Linked DNA regions of Homo sapiens: region 1 is linked to region 2. The links are chromatin loops, found by intact Hi-C in ENCODE. Cell type or tissue: tibial artery. All regions are shown on one strand. Links, peaks and the distances in the headings refer to the core of each region. The heading gives the core; the rest is flanking DNA. Region 1 overlaps ZNF354C (zinc finger protein 354C). Region 2 overlaps COL23A1 (collagen type XXIII alpha 1 chain).

What was found. Hi-C counts contacts between places; a loop is a spot of excess contacts. Peaks named below come from ENCODE experiments on the same cell type or tissue, not always from the same donor. Only the 100,000 strongest peaks of a DNase experiment are listed, where the experiment ranks them.
Region 1: it touches region 2 in a loop (5-fold over the local background); 2 of 110 quality-filtered maps call a loop at or near these places.

The regions. Positions count from the first base shown.
Region 1 is chr5:179,070,177-179,078,539 of GRCh38, forward strand. ZNF354C (zinc finger protein 354C) reads left to right here. Exons shown (of 5, transcript NM_014594.3): 3 at 6,269-6,395; 4 at 6,895-6,990. Among named protein-coding and RNA genes, the nearest start is that of ZNF354C, 14 kb to the left of the region's middle. In tibial artery, for the core only: no CTCF peak of the experiment used is centred there; no DNase peak of the experiment used is centred there.
Region 2 is chr5:178,288,859-178,297,221 of GRCh38, forward strand. COL23A1 (collagen type XXIII alpha 1 chain) reads right to left here. Exons shown (of 29, transcript NM_173465.4): 4 at 1,504-1,511. Among named protein-coding and RNA genes, the nearest start is that of PHYKPL, 60 kb to the left of the region's middle. In tibial artery, for the core only: no CTCF peak of the experiment used is centred there; a DNase peak (open chromatin) is centred at 3,913; H3K27me3 peaks cover 3,242 bases.

The DNA.
Region 1 (8,363 bases), core at 304-8,303, 780 kb after region 2:
TGCGCACGTGAGGGGCCCAGGTTGTGTGCTCCTTATGAGAATCTAATGCCTGTGATCTGAGATGGAACAGTTTTATCCTGAGACCATTCCCCCAACCCTCCTGTCTGTGGAAGAACTGTCTTCCACGAAACCTGTCCCTGGTGCCAAAAGGCTTGGGGGCCTCTGATATCGAGTACAGTCTGGTAATTTGTGGCAACATCAGTAACATTGAGTTTGTAGGGGAAGGAGGAGTGGCACAGCAAAAGCAGTAGCTGTCTTGTGCTGGTGAGGCTGTACCATCTACTTTTCCATGACAACAGTATTCTCACAAGTCTGGTTTCCTAGTGTGATCCTGGCTGTGGTCCGGAATGTTGCTGCCCTAGTTTCTGTTTTATTTTCCAAGCCTACTTCTGTGACTATCAGTTTCCCTGGAGCTACCTGGTCTCTTGTGTAAATGAGCCAAAGTCAGTTTCTATTGCTGGAAACCTAAAACAAACTTCACATTTCTTATAATCTTCTTATAAAGCCACCTGCCACAACCCAGATTCTCATCTTGCATTTTAAAAATACAGCTTAGACAACAAGTGTTTCTAAGTGAGAACATTATAAGCATTTTGAGTGGAGTTGTCTTTCCTTATGCAGCACTCTCTCATCCATTTCCAGATGATTAGCAGCCTTGATCGCTCTTTTTTTTTTTTTTTTTTTTTTTTTGAGACAGAGTCTTGCTCTGTTGCCCAAGCTGGAGTGTAGTGGTGCGATCTCGGCTCACTGCAAGCTCCGCCTCTCAGGTTCACGCCATTCTCCTGCCTCAGCCTCCTGAGTAGCTGGGACTACAGGCGCCTGCCACCAAGCCTGGCTAATTTTTTTTTGTATTTTTAGTAGAGACGGCATTTCACTGTGTTACCCAGGATGGTCTTGATCTCCTGACCTCGTGATCTGCCTGCCTCAGCCTCCCAAAGTGCTGGGATTACAGGCGTGAGCCACTGTGCCTGACCCTGATCTCTTTTTTTAAATGCCGGCAGGACTCCCTTAGTCACTGTGAAAAATGAAACACCCTCACACATTGCTACTCACTCTAGGGAGGTGGGAGGAGATACCACACGCTAACGAGAACAACTGGATGAGATGATTGATAAGATGTGTTTCAGGTCTGGAGTTCTAGTAGTCGGTCATTTTATCATTTCTTAATATTTAATGACTTTGCCAGGCTCATTTTTTTTTTTTTTTTTTTTACTTTTTAAAATATACTTTCAAAAAGATACATGTGCTTCCAGCTTCTGGTAATAGAGAAATAGCTCCTTTCAGACTAATTCATCTGTGGATAACTACTACACTCTGGATAAAATATAAGAAACCTTAAGGTACTGGAGAGAAATCAAAAGCAGACAGATATTAGACACCTGTGTATATTTGGAAGAAGGAATTGTCACCAGATAAATTTTCTGTTTTTTACAGCTTTTTGCCTGGGAGTAGGCCACAGTCAGCACCAACAGAATAATCAAAACTTAGTCACAAACTTGCAGTCTTACTGGTGTGAATAACCACAAGATAGAGTTTGAGGCAAACTTAGCAGTTGGAAAGTGAGAGGAGGAATCTTGGAAAGGAGAGAGGCAGAGAAGGGAAGCCCCAGATTCTGTGCACAAACTCTGCCCAAATCTCTAGCTGACCCCTGAACCATACATGCACAGGACAGACTCAAAGTAGCCCAAATAAGAACTGAACAAAGATATTTGATGCTGCCCACTAGAGAGGTGGCAGAGTTCGGAATTTGACTCCAACTAAATTAACTACCTGCTTAAAAAAGTCAGTACTCTTCAAAGGAACATAACAAAATCCAGAGTTTCTACACATTGTGTACTGTACAATTTCCAGGATAAGGTAGGCATATGAAGAAATGGGGAAGTGTAACCAAAACTCAAGAGGAAGACAATCAATAGAGACAATGACCCAGATGACCCAGATATTAGAATTCACAAAGATTTTAAAGCAACTACTATAACTGTGCTCAAGGACTTAAAGGAAAATATACATGTAAAGAATGAACTAATAGGAAATGCAAGCAGAGAAATAGAGATTGTGAAAAAAGTAATTCTAGACTATGAAGTTTTAGAACTGAAAAATAAGATACCTGAAATTGTAAAAAAAAAAAATTACTGAATAGGCTTAACTTTTGGAAATGAACATAAGGAGAAGTCAGTGACAGTTGAAGGTAGATTGACAGAAATTATCCTATCTGAAAAACAGGGAGAAAAAAGGCCCTCAGTTACCAATTAAATGATATTAAAAGGTCTAATATACATGAAATTAGAGTTCTAGAAGGAGAGGGGACAAAGAATGGACAAACTATATTAAAAGGAAATAATGGCCTAAAATTTATCAAATTTGGTAAAAAACATAAATTTACTGATTTATAACATTTGATGAATCTCAAGCAGGATAAATACAAAGGAAGTCACAGCTACACACATCATTGATCAGTGACATGCAATAGAAATATAGTGTGAACCAAGAATGCAAGCCACATACCTAATATAAAATTTTCCACCAGCTACATTAAAAAAGTAAACAGAAGCAAATAAATTAACTTTAATAATATATTTTCTTTGACCCAGTAGATCCAAATATTATTTCCACATGAAATCAATATAAAATTATTGAGATAACTTGCATATATGTTTGTGTATGTATGTATGTATATGTTGTATGTGTGTGTATGTATGTTTTTAAGTAAATAATCTGGTATGTATTTTATACAGATAACATATCGCAATTCAGAAGAGCCACATTTCATGTACTTAGTAGCCACATATAGCTAGCTGGTTTCTACCATATTGGGGAAAGTCATAGAGAAATCACAAAAAACAAAGATTTGAAAGGAGGCTGAAAAAAATTGTACTACATACAGAGAATCAATATTTGAATGACCGCTGGCTTCTCATCAGAAACAACAAAGACCAGGAAGCAATAGAATGACATTTTACATGCTGAAAGAGAGAGACAAAAAAAATCAACCCAGAATTCTATATCCAATGAAAATACTCTTCAAGAATCAAGATGAAATAAAGCCATTTTCAGGTAAAATAAAATTAAGCTAATTCATTGCCAGCAGGCCTGTACTATAAGATACACTAAAAAGGAAGTTATGTAAGTTAAAAGAAAAATATACCAGAGGGGAACTCTGATTTTAGGAAGAATGAAGAGCATTAGAAATGGTAGCTATCTGGATAAATATAAAATACTTTTTTTCCTTTCGATTTCTTTAAAGTGCAGCTGATTGCTTAAAGCAAAATAATACTATTGTATTATAGGAGGGGGTTTACAATGTAGGCAGCTATAATACAAATAACCACCATGAAGATAGAATTTATTTACATCTGGACTGGAAAAGCTCTATCTTTTTCTCTAGAAAAGCTCTATTTTTATCTCTGGGAATTCTTGGTGGTCTATTTTTTTGACTCTTGGCCAAAACAAGATAAAGGCAGCATGGTTTTTTGTTGTTGTTGTTTTTTGTTTTTTGTTTTGTTTTTGTTTCTGTTTTTTGAGACAGAGGGCTGGAGTGAAGTGGTGTGATCTTGGCTCACTGCAGCTTCCCTGGGTTCAAACAATTCTCATGTCTCAGCCTCCTGAGTAGCTGGGACAACAGGTGCATGCAACCAAGCCTGGCTAATTTTTTGTATTTTTAGTAGAGATGGGGTTTCACCATGTTGCCCAGGCTGGTCTTGAACTGCTGAGCTCAGGCAGTCCACCCACCTTGGCCTACCAAAGTGCTAGGGTTACAGGTGTGAGCCACTGAACCCAGCCATCAGCTTGTGTAAGTTTTTGTTGTTGTTGTTTTGTTTGTTTTTTCAGAAAGAGTCTCGCTCTGTCTCCCAGGCTGGAGTGCAGTGGTGTGATCTTGGGTCACTGCAACCTCTACCTCCCGGTTCAAGTGATTCTCCTGCCTCAGCCTCCCGAGTAGCTGGGACTACAGGCACGTGCCACCATGCCCAGCTAATTTTTGTATTTTTAGTAGAGATGGGGTTTCACCATGTTGGCCAGGATGGTCTCCATCTCTTGACCTCGTGATCCGCCCGCGTCAGCCTCCCAAAGTGCTGAGATTACAGGTGTGAGCCACCGCGCCTGGCTAATTTTTGTACTTTTTTTTTTTTTTTTAGTAGAGACAGGGTTTCACTGTGTTGGCCAGGAAGTTCTCGCACTCCTGACCTCAGGTGATCCGCCCACCTCTGCCTCCCAAGGGGCTGGGATTACAGGCGTGAGCCACCACACCCGGCCTGGCTTGTGTATTTTTAAGATCTCAATGCCACTGGCTACTCCTGGTAAGCTTCCTTACTGATGGCTTGCAACTGGCCTAAATGATTTGACAGGACTTGCTTGATTACATAAAAAGGCCCCTGCTGAGAGTTCCTCCTTTGAGCTCTCCCACACCAAGATTCTTCACACAGACCCAGAGTCATGGCGTGGTCTGTGCAAATAAGGGAGACAGCACATGGAGTGTCTCTTGGCTTTCTAGTGCTTCCCTGAACTCTCTTTCTCTTGCTGTGCTGTACCCTTTGCCTTTCAATAAAAACCTTGACATGAATACGCTCAGTGAAGTTTGGTAAGTGCTGTCAACTCTCTGAACTGGGAAAATCTTTGTAAAACTATAGCATAAAGAAGGGTGGTGATGTCCTATATACTTGCAAGATTCTTGCATTCTATGTGAAACGATATATTAGCTCTAAATAGGTGATGAGTAACCAAAAATGTACATTATAATTATTCGAGTAACCACTAAAAATACAAAGAGGTCTAACTACAAAGTCAACATATAAGTTAAAATAGGCCAAGTGTAGTGGTTCACACCTGTAAGTCCAGCATTTTGGGAGGCTGAGGCAGGAGGTGGATCATGAGGTCAAGAGATCAGACCATCCTGGCCAACATGGTGAAACCCCGTCTCTACAAATATACAAAAAAATTAGCCGGGTGTGGTGGTGGGCGCCTGTAGTCCCAGCTACTCGGGAGGCTGAGGCAGGAGAATGGTGTGAACCCGGGAGGCAGAGCTTGCAGTGAGCTGAGATCGCGCCACTGCACTCTAGCCTGGGCGACAGAGTGAGACTCTGTCTCAGAAAAAGAAAAAAAAAAAATAAGCTGGTGGTATGTGCCTGTAGTCCCAGCTACTCAGGAGGCTGAGGCAGGAGAATTGCTTGAACCTGGGAGGCAGAGGTTGCAATGAGCTGAGATTGCACCACTGCACTCCAGCCTGGCAACAGAGCAAGACTCCATCTCAAAAAAAAAATTATAAATAAAATAAAATAAAATAAAATGGAATTTAAGAAAATTCAAAGCAAAGGAACACACATACATACACACAATCTCCCTAACTGTAAAAAACTGTAAGCCTAATGATAGGGCATAAAGTAATAAGTGAAAGATTGCTTTTCTGCCCCTCTCCACAAATATCAAAGAATAACGAGGGTGACAGCTTGTATCCTTCCAGATAGTTGTGCATGTGTCATATATATGTATATACAGATGTAGAGTTTTTCAACAAATATAGATTCTTTTGTGGCTGGCTTTTTCATATGAATCAATAATATATGAAGGTCAAATTCCAGTGTCATAGAGATCTACCTCATTCTATTTAGCGGCTGCATGACGTTTCATGGAATAAATGTACTGAAATTTGCTTATCCATTCCCTTATTGATAGATATGTAGGTTGTCTTCAATTGTTCACATTGTATTTCTTTCTTATTGCTGCTGTAACAAATTACTACAAATGCAGCATCTTGAAACAGCATAAATGTATTCTTTTACAGTTCTGGAAGTCAGAAGTCTGAATTCAGTTTTACTGGCTTGAGGTCAGGCTGTCGGCAGGGCTGGGTCCTTCTAGGGCTCTCAGGGGAAAATCTGTTTCCTTGCCCTTTTCACCGTCTAGTGGTTCCCTGCAGCCCTTGGCTTGTGGCCCTCTCATCCATCTTCCGAGCCTAGCACTCCAGTCTCTGCTTCTGTCATCACATCGCCTTCTCTTGAGAAAGATCCCAGGCTGGTATTTAAATTGCCTGTTGGCAGGAACTTTGCCTGTTTTCCCCTACTCCCACTGCACGTGGCATGTGTCATTGTTCTCAATGAGTACTCCATAAATACTTTTTTAATTAAATAGCTAATGGGTGGTTCCAAAAATTACGTAAACAGTTGACGTGAATTATTAGAATCCTGAGATTTTCTGTACATCCCACTGTCACTTTCTTCCTGCATTTTCCGTTGAAGAAGATGGTCCTGGGTGAGCAGGTATGGGTTTGCCATTACAGGAGCCTGTGACATTCAGGGATGTGGCCGTGTTCTTCAGCCAGGACGAGTGGTTGCACCTGGACTCTGCCCAGAGGGCCTTGTACCGGGAGGTGATGCTGGAGAACTACAGCAGCCTGGTCTCACTGGGTAAGAATTTTTGCCTATGACGAAGAATCTGTTATAGGAACGCCTCACAGGTCCATCTTTGGGGTTCCGAGCCTGTGGTCTTGTACCCTACTGAGCCCCTCAGAAAGGCTGAATTGCTGTAGAGTGGAAAGTGTACATCTTTGTTGTGATGCCCTTCTTGCTATCTGTTTCTCTACCCTCCACTCTCCCTCACATCCTACCGCCAATCAGTTCCCTCCTTGGAGTAGGCCAATGACTAGAGATCCCAGTTTAGATTCTGAAAAACACATAGGGACCCCCCATCTTAGAGGCCTTCATTGTCAGGGCCCTATAATGGTTCTGAACTGAGACCTTCCCCGGCCATTGACAGCTCCAGTGCCCCTGCGAAGTGCTTGTGCTGCCTTGTCTGCCTCTCAGGGCTTGCCTTCTTTGCTGTGTTGGTTCAGAGTGAGTAGTAGGTCAGTTCTAGGATTGGTCTTCATGCTATTTGTTCAAACTTCATTTGCTTCCTCATGAGCAGGGATTCCATTTTCAATGCCAAAGTTGATTCATCAGTTGCAGCAAGGAGAAGATCCCTGCATGGTGGAAAGAGAAGTCCCTTCAGATACCCGTCTAGGTAAGTGAGAGGCTGGGAAATGGGCACAAGGGGTTCTTTATAGACAAGTAGGTCACAAAGAGGCAGTTCTTGGGAAACTCTTGGAAATACTGAGTCCTCTTGAGATGCTCAGGCCAGTTGTATTTTGTTTGAGTTGTATAGGTTAAAGTACACACAATTACCTAATTGCAGTTATCTAATGTTAACCTATTTTCTATCATGGATTGATGAAAGGAAATCAGGTTTTAACAGAGAGTAGTTTAGAGTCACCTCGAACTAAATCTTTTCACCCAGAATCAAAGCTGAGCTTGGGGCTTGGGCATTTTTCAGGACTTTAAGACATACTGACTTCAAATCTCCTGCAGATTTTCATTATTCTCAAGAGATTCCTACAAAGAGAGTGCAGTCTTTTGGTTGCAGCTTATTAGAAGAAATGAATATGTCTCTCTTTGTGATAAAATAAAAAGAGGAAAATAAAAAGAAAGGTAATATGAAAAAAATTGTTATTCTTCCAATCACCAGGGACAGATTGTTGCACAGGGGTGATTTACTCCATGTTTTCCTCTTTTTTATAATGAGCATCTTAAACTTCGATCACATAGAATCATCACAGTCATGCTGCAGGGCTGTTGTGATTTTCAAAACCTGAATGTCCCCCCACTCCTTTTTTTTTTTTTTTTTTTGAGATGAGTCTCTGTCACCCAGGCCGGAGTGCAGTGGTGTGATCACAGCTCACTGCACTCTCCACCTCCCAGGCTCAAGCGATCCTTTCACCTTAGCCTCCTCAGTAGCTGGGACCACAGGTACATGCCACCACGCCTAGCTAATTTTTTGTATTTTTGGTAGAGACGGGGTTTCACCATGTTCTCCAGGCTGGTCTCAAACTCCTGAGCTCAGGTGATCCACCTGCCTCCCAAAGTGCTGGGATTACAGGTGTGAGCCACCGCGCCCGGCCTGTCTTCTCTTTAACAGACTGTTTCCCCCTTCACAGACTACAATATAAAATCACAGTCACATGAAGTAAAGAAATTTAAGAAAACCAATCCAAATATTTAAAAGATTATCGGGCATAGAGTTTCAGAGAGAGCATGGGGAGAAAACGTAATGAAAGGGACATGTGAGTAAGAAGGAGAAGGTGGACAGGCTGCCTACTTCATTGCCTGGTATATGCATAGTGGAAAATGATGACAGAGTGGAGTATCCCATGGTATTCAGCGTGGGCTTATCATTTGGCATTTTTCTGTATCCTCATATCTTCTACTCAGCCTGTTCTTCTGCATCTAACTTTACTATATCCAGGTGGAATCGCTTCATTTTCATTGTTAATTTGTCCAGTGTATTCTCCCATGCCATTCCTTAACCTGTTTACCTCACTTTCCTTTATCCCATCCTGT
Region 2 (8,363 bases), core at 333-8,332:
CCACCCTGCCTGTGTTCCACACTTGGGCACCCATCTCCCAGGTCAGACCCTTCCAGGTTGCAGCTTGAGAATTTCTGCATTTGTTTAATTCATTTACTATTTTAACTGCCAAGTTAAAAAAGAAACAAAAAAAACACTCTATAGCCCCCGGCGTTAGGTACTTCAGCAAGTTCACACACGCTAGCCTCCCTGAGACAGCCAGGAAGAACTCAGCTGCCAAACATCGCTTGAAGCCAATAAATCAACACAATCCTGCTGTCTTGCTTGGCTCACGGTGGGGCTGCATGCACCGAGAAGCCCAGATTCCGAAGGGCACTGATCGGGAAACCAATCATGGTACACGGAAGTAAAAAATAAAAGGGCTCATCTGAAAGGAATTCCTTGAGAAGGCTGATTTTGGCTCTGACTGTCAATGTGCTTCTTGAGTGGATTAACTGGGATTTACCGGGCTCTGAAAAACTGACAGCATGAATCAAAGGCAGGCACATCCTTTGCCCTGGAGAATGAATGGGATTTCTAGGACCACTTGCAATCCCCTGCATTCAAACCTGCCTCTGGCCGGCCAGGAGAAGTTCAAGGGAGCTGCCCAGTGCTTCCCTCATACCCTTCACACCCCTCACAAATGCAGTGACATTTTCCTCCTGCTCCAGTGCCATGCCCTCACCAGCCAGGTGTGCTCACAAGGTCTCAGCTGTCTGATCCACATTCTGGCAAAGAAGAAAAATGAACCCCAGGGTCTAGTGGTCAAGCCCGACTAATTCCTGGGACAACTGCCCGACTCTACAGCTCTTTCTGCCAAAGCACGGGACACTGAAGCATTTAGAAACGTCAACTGTCACGGAGCATTTTAAAGCTACGGACATGGTGCTAGCATTTCCGTGTACCAAGGTGAGCCCAAGATTTGGTGAGGAACAACCAGGCTTGTGCGCTGGCTCTCTTGCTAGGAAAATGGTCACAGAACGTTCCGGCGAACAGGTCAAGCCTGTGGAATTCTGTGCCTGCATTCATCTACAAATTAAAATATAACATGACTCCTGTATGACTGATTTTTTCCCCCCAAACACATGAGTTTTTGTTTTTGTGTTTGAGACGGGGTCTCATTCTGTCTGCTGCCCAGGCTGGAGTGCAGTGGTGCGATCTCGACTCACTGCAACCTCTGCCTCCTGGGTTCAAGCAATTTTTCGTGCCTCGATTTCCTGAGTAGCTGGGGTTACAGGCACCCGCCACCACGCCTGGCTATTTTTTGTATTTTTAGTAGAGACGAGGTCTCACTATGTTGGCCAGGCTGGTCTCAAACTTCTGATCTCAAGTGATCTGTCCACCTTGGCCTCCCAAAGTGCTGGGATTCCAGGCGTGAGCCACCGCACCTGGCCACTTTTTAATAGGACTGATGTTTTCTGAGGACACACCTCCCTAACCAAAATTATGTTCATGGAATTGCAACAGAGAGAGAACCAAACATCTTATCTTTCAGAAGCAGACAGCACAGTCCAGGACACTTACTGGAGGACCTGCAAAACACAAGCAGAGAAGCCACAGTCAGTGTGGAAGGCAGAGTCCCCTCGCCTGTCCTCAGCACGGTCCCCTCACCTGTCCTCAGCACGGCTCCTGGCCACCTCTCCCCGGAAGGCTTTGATGCTGCCATGGCTGTTTCCTGCCACGGCCTGAAGCTGGGGGCAGAGCAGAAGGAGCACCTTTGCCCTTGGAGGGGCCGGGATGGTCACGGGGGTGGTGGTGACAGTTCCCACATGCATGGGTGCATGCATTCATGTCACCAGGCAGCTTTGGGTTCTGGCACTGAGTAGGAATTGGAACATGTTCCTACTTAAAGGACAAGCTCTGGTGCTCCTGAGGGGATGGTTTATTTCTATTGAGGGCAGACTGGGGGAGCAAACATTTTGGACAGAGAGAATACTGGGAGGAATGGCAAATGGGTGTGGCTGAACAGGCTTTTTGGGGGAGGGGGCTCCTGCTGCCCAGCTCCAGGGTTAGAAATGCATGAGGAGTAGCAGGGCCTGGGGCTGCAGCTGAGGCTTGTCTACCAGATGAGGGCTCACAGAGAACCCTTATGAGGCCCACAGGGGCTTCACCTCACAGCTTGTGAAGCATGTTGCATACTCGTTATTGCATTTGACCTTCCCAACCATCTTTTGTGAGAGGTCTGATGAACATCTCCACTGGACAGCTGATAACGCAGAGGCTCACAGAGCAGCGACTTGTGTGGGGCCACATCGTTGATTATGGTGGAGTGAGCGCATGCTGGATGGAAGGAGGTCTCCCAACTCTACCACCCCTAGGCTCTGTGCACTAAGCCACGCGGCTGCCAAACCAGACCCCGAACCTCACTCGAGAATGAGGCCACACGGGGAGGCAGCACCCGGCAGTCAGCGGCCAGCACGATTTATACGTCCCAAGTATGAGCCAGGAGCCATGGGGGTAACTAACGGGACCAGTAGTGAGTGCAAGAGGCAAGAGCCCTGGCTCATGAATGTTGACTGAGCAGACAGATCCTTAAGAGGACATTACACAAGGAGAAGGCCAGGAAGCTCCATGCATAGCACAAGGGCCCTGACCCAGGCTGGGCCGAGTCCAGAGGGTGAGAAAAGAGGAGGGAGGAGTGTTGCAGAGATGGACAAGCTCAGAACATGCCAAGATCACGGGCTTTTGAGGATCCAGGAGAAGTGAAGGCTGCTGCAGCAGCGGGAGGGCCGGAGAAGGCAGGGCCAGCCAAGCCCGGGGGTTTGTTTCCATGTAATGGTCTGGGGGGCTTGGTTCTAAGGGTGAAGGGGAGTCAGCGAAGGGCTCTGCAAGGAGGAGCGATGGGGAGGGGCAAGAGTGCACCTGGAGATGCGCTGAGGTGTCCCCATGCAGGTGCTGGTGGGTGAGGGGGGAGTGGAGAGAGTCAGAAGATGTTGGTCAGGGGAGAGATGGGGCTCGCACAGTAGCGATGCATAGAGGAAGGAGAGAGATGACAAGGATTTTTGGCTTGAAACACTGATGTACTCACACCCCAGAATGATGACATGGGGGACAGTGCTTTCCCCAAGTCTAGATCAGGGCGGAACAGAGCAAGATGCTGGCAGCTTGGACATCCCATTGAGCTGACTCCTCACTGTCAGCCAATGACCTTGATTCCTATTTTCCAAAGCAAACAAAAGCTGCCGGATAGGTTCGCCATCGCCTTTCCAACACCAGTTGTATACATCTGTGCCTGTACCTGTGCCTGGACCTGCACCTCAGCCTGTGCCTGCATCTGTACCTCCCCCGTGCCTGCGCCTGCATCTGCAACTATGCCTATACCTGTACCTGCCTTTCCACCTGCCCCTCCTCCTCGATCTGTTCCTGCACCAGCACTTGCGCCTGTGCCCGCACCTGCCCCTGCACCTGCCCTCCTCTCCATGCCTTCAGGTTAACTCGGAAGAACTGACCCACCTTCAATTAGGCCACTGTCCCCTCTGTATTGCCCAGAGCCTGGCCCCATCTACGGTCCCTCTGGATCTTAGTCACACTTGCCCTCTCATGCAAGTCCTGCCCAACAGCTCTGAAACATGCTCTAATTCCTCGGCTGGCAAAGCCATCCCTTGATCACACACCCCGTTCTATTCCTGCCCTTCCTCTGCTCTCTCCCTCACAGCAAGAAACAGTGGGAGGTGGCTTTAGAGGGGCAATGTGGGGCAATTGGGTAGGGCCTTGAGCAGAGAGAGGGTGAGACCTGGCTCATATTTTAAAGATCCCCGTGTGGGGTAGCAGGGGTAGAACCTGGAGGCTACTGCATGCTGCAGGGGAGAGAGGACAGTGGCTCACAGCTGGTGGTGGCAGTGGAAGTGGTGGACGTGGTTGGGTTCTGGATTGATTCTGACAGCACAGCCAAGAGGATCTCCCTAGTTTTGGCTTCAGCAACTGAAAGGATGGGGCTGCCGTCAACAGAGGTGGGGAGATAGTAGTGGGGCAGGCTTGGCTGAAGGGGTCAGAAGCTTGGCACACGTGGCACTGCTGCAAGTTAAAGAGAAGATCAAGAAGTCCTGGAAGCAAAGTAGAGAAAGTGTCTCAGGAGGGAGTGATCGCCTGTGCACAGGACGAAGTAACTGCCCTGCTGATGGGTCAAGTAAGAAGACCAGGAACTGGATGTAGCAATGCAGAGGCATGTCCAGGGAGTGACAGGAGGGGGGTCTGATGGGAGAGGGTTTCAGAGAGAAGGGGGTTGAGGGATGTGGACAGTGGGTGCTTTGGAGGAGCTCTGCTGCAAAGGGGAGGAAATGAACAGTTGCTTTGTGGGAGTGGGGCCTGGAGATGGATATGGGTATTTCTTTAGGATGAGAGACATGGCCACATGTTTGTAGGATGAGAGTGGTCCAGCAGAGAGAGAGGATTCGGTGTGGGGGAGGAGGGGAGAGTCCTAGAGCCACATTCTTGAGGAGGTGAGAAGGGCTGGCTCTTGGCGCTGGCACAGATGGGGGCCTGGACAGTCCATCTGTGGAGATGGCAGGAGGAAGAGTGCCTGGTGCTGCTAGGCATGTGCCATGGAGGTGGGAGTTCGGGCAAGTTCTCTTCTGATTGTGCCAACTCTCTCAGTGAAGCAGGAAGCGAGGCCGTCAGCCTCAGGTGATGATGCTGCAGGAGGTGTTCGGGGACTGAGCGGGAGAGGCTGAGTGGGTTGGACAATGTGGCCTCAGCCAGGCAGCAGAAAGGGCCACGGGGGCTGGGGGTGTTTCTCTCCAGCTGGGTAATCTGCACGCACTGGAGTGGAGCATGTGGAGGGGACTGGGTTCAGTCTGGGGTGGGGCTTTTGCTGAGTAAGAATGAGGGAGGAGGGAGGGGCAGGGAGGTCTGGCATGGGGAAGCTGGCAGGATTCCAGCTGGAGGGGTGAGGGGCAAGGGGCTGGGATCCATGGATCTGAAGGCTGGAGATGGAAGGGTTGTGGGGGTCAGGAAGAGGGAATGGGCTGGAATTTGTGAACTGAGAATTTGTGGATGCTGCATTTATATCGGGCAAGACCTCTGGAGGGACAGGCTGTTGTCAGAGGAGGCCAAGTCTATCAGAGGAGAGGAGGCCACGGAGTCCAGAGGCCAGGCTGTGTAAGGGGCTTCTACGTGGCTATCAAGATTCACAGGAATTCACCCAGAAGTACTGTGGGAGAGAGGGCTGGTGACCCAGGGGCTGGAACCGACTAGCAATGAGGTGGGTGCACGTGGGATCAGAGATGGCTTCTAGAATGACACCCCATCACCACCCCAGTCTCCCATTCTGGGGCCAGGGTCATAGTTCTCAAAATGCAGATCTGATCCTGACACTTCCCTCCTCACTGTCTTGTTCCTAAGACAATGGCCCGAACCCAGTGGTGCCTTCCACGTGGTGATCTGCCTCCCCAAATCACTACCGAGCTCCCTCCCCAAATCACTACCGAGCTCCCTCCCCAAATCACTACCGAGCTCCCTCCCAAATCACTACCCAGCTCCCTCCCCAAATCACTACCGAGCTCCCTCCCCAAATCACTACCGAGCTCCCTCCCCAAATCACTACCGAACTCCCTCCCCAAATCACTACCGAGCTCCCTCCCAAATCACTACCCAGCTCCCTCCCCAAATCACTACCGAGCTCCCTCCCCAAATCACTACCGAGCTCCCTCCCCAAATCACTACCGAGCTCCCTCCCCAAATCACTACCGAGCTCCTTCCCCAGTGCCCCACACCTGAGCCTCTGGAAACAGTAAGGAGAGATGTGTTATAACCACTAGTTATCACAAAAAAATGAAATTGGATCCCTGCCTCAGCATCAACCAGGATGAATTCCAAAAGGATCAATGATTTTACATGTTAAGAAAACCATAAAAATCCTAGAAGAAAATGTGGGAACATTCCTTTCTAGCCTGGGAGAGGGCAGGCTTTTCCACCTATGGTTCATAATCCAGAAGCCATAAAAGAGAGGTCTGATCCAACCACATAAACCCAAAAAATGTCTGCAAGGCAAAAAGTCTCGGAAGCAAAGTCAAAGGCCAACCTAGGCCGTGTGCGGTGGCTCACGCCTATAATCCCAGCACTTTGGGAGGCCGAGGCAGGCGGATCACTTGAGGTCAGGAGTTTGAGATCAGCCTGGCCAACATGGTGAAACCCTGTCTTTATTAAAAATACAACAAAACAAAACAAAACAAAACAAAAAACAAAAAACTAAAAAACCAATTAGCCGGGTGTGCTGGCGTGTGCTTGTGATCCCAGTTACTTGGGAGGCTGAGGCAGGACAATTGCTTGAACCTGGGAGGCAGAGGTTGCAGTGGGCCGAGATCACACCACTGCACCCCGGCCTCGGTGACAGAGTGAGACTCTGGCTCAAAAACAAAGCCAACCTACGAAACATCTATCTAACTCATGTCACAAAGGCTAGATATCTTGACATACAAACATTCCTACAAGACATCTCTCAAAACATCAGCAACCTAGTAGAAACAAGATATCCAAAGATATGAATGAAGAGATCACAGAACAGAAAATACAAATAGCCCTGAAATATCTGGATTATGAACGAGGATTAACTTTTGTAGCTATAAGTGCTAATCTTCATTCATAATAAAAGAAATGAAGGTTAAAATTACAATCATATCAGATCAAAAAAATGAAAAAAATCTCATGACCTACTGTGTGAAGGGCAATGAGGACAGTCACCTCACACACTGGTGAGAGGATAAATTGGAACCTTCTCTCTAGAGAGTGATCTGGCAATACTAAGATTTAAAATGTATGTGCCAATTGCCACAGCAATTATCCTCCTAGAAATGTATTCTGCAGCTATGTTAACACATATGTAAAAGGATGTGGTGTAAAAACAGTCCTCATCACAGAAGTGTTGAGATAGTAAAAGTATTAGAAATGGCACAGATGGAACTGATTAAATAGAGGATGGTGCAGCTGCAGATGGAATACTATGCAGCCATGAAAAAGGTAATGTTCTGTAAGTTCTGATATGGAACTATCTCCAGGGTGTATTGCTGCATTTTAAAAGGGTATAGAATGGCATGTAGTAAAAATGATCTGTAGACTTTTGTTTGTATAAACAGGACATCTCTAGGTGTGGGTGCAAGGAAGTGGTCATCAGGGTTGCTTCTGAGTAGGGGGGCCAAATGGCCAGAGGGCAGGAGCAGCAGGGAGACTGACCTCTCACCCTGGGCTCTTTCACACCATTGGATATTTGTGTATAGCTCACTGAGTCAAAAGCGTCAACACACTTGAACTTGACAGTGGCTGGAGAAAGCTCTGTGTCTTTGCTCCTCCCAGCTTTTGCTGCCTTTCCTCACACTCATGTCCAAGCTGCCTCCAGGGAAGCTCAGGCTGGGATTATTATTCTGAGAGCCTGAGGTCCTGAGAGCAGAGCCCTGGGGACTGGCGTGAAGTGCAGCCCAGATGAGACGAAGGAGGGGCTGTAAGAGTCAACATCGCTCCCTCACTGAGCACTCCTCGTGCACCGGCAGCTCCACTGAATGCGTTCCCCAGAGCATTTCATGTAACCCCTGCTGCAACCTCACTAGGTGCATTTTACAGATGAGGAAACTGAGGCCCAGAAAGGCTACCATGCCCAGGGTCATGTCCTCTTCTGACCTGGGGCAGAGAGAGGTGAGATACGCACTTCACGACCCCCGCGGATCCCACGCAGGGGCTGCTGGGAAGGCACTTTCGTCCGTGGGAGGACCCAGGCCCCCTTTCTTGGCCACGCCGTTTTTTTTTCCTACCACAGAAAGAGCGGTAATGTGTACTGAGCTTCCCCAGAGGTCCCCGGGAGGGTGTGTGGTGTGTCTGAATCACCCGGCTGGTGAGGCGGTAGTCCAGCCAGAGGCAGTCCCGTAGGACCCTAAACCCATGGCACCATCCATGGTCTCCAGAGGGGTGGCAGAGTGGGAATGGCAGCGTTCCGGAGACTGATCTCGTTGCTCGTGGGACAGTCCACCTCAAGCTCATCTACAAGACTTTAAAACACACTGCCCACCACTTCTCTTGGGCCCTACTGGCACCATGTCACCAGGCTACCATTGCTTCATGCCAGCACCAGCGTCACAGCCTCCTAATCCGACTCCTCCTCCTGGGCACCCAACTCCACCAGCCAGAGGGGCGTTTACAAAATGCCCAACCCCTTTCCAGGGCTTCCCACGGCACACGGAATGAAATCCCAACTCCTGGCCCAGCCTTCCTGCATGGCCCAGTCCTTGCCAGTCTCCAATGCCCTTGGGCACGGTGCTCTGCTCCATCCTTCCCTCTCAGTTCCCCAAGCTGCCAGCTCCCTTCAGCCTTAGACATTCACATTGGCTGTGTTCCTGCAGCCGGCATGGCATGGCTCCACTGCCACTGCCTTGGACAAACCTTCCACGACTGTGACATCC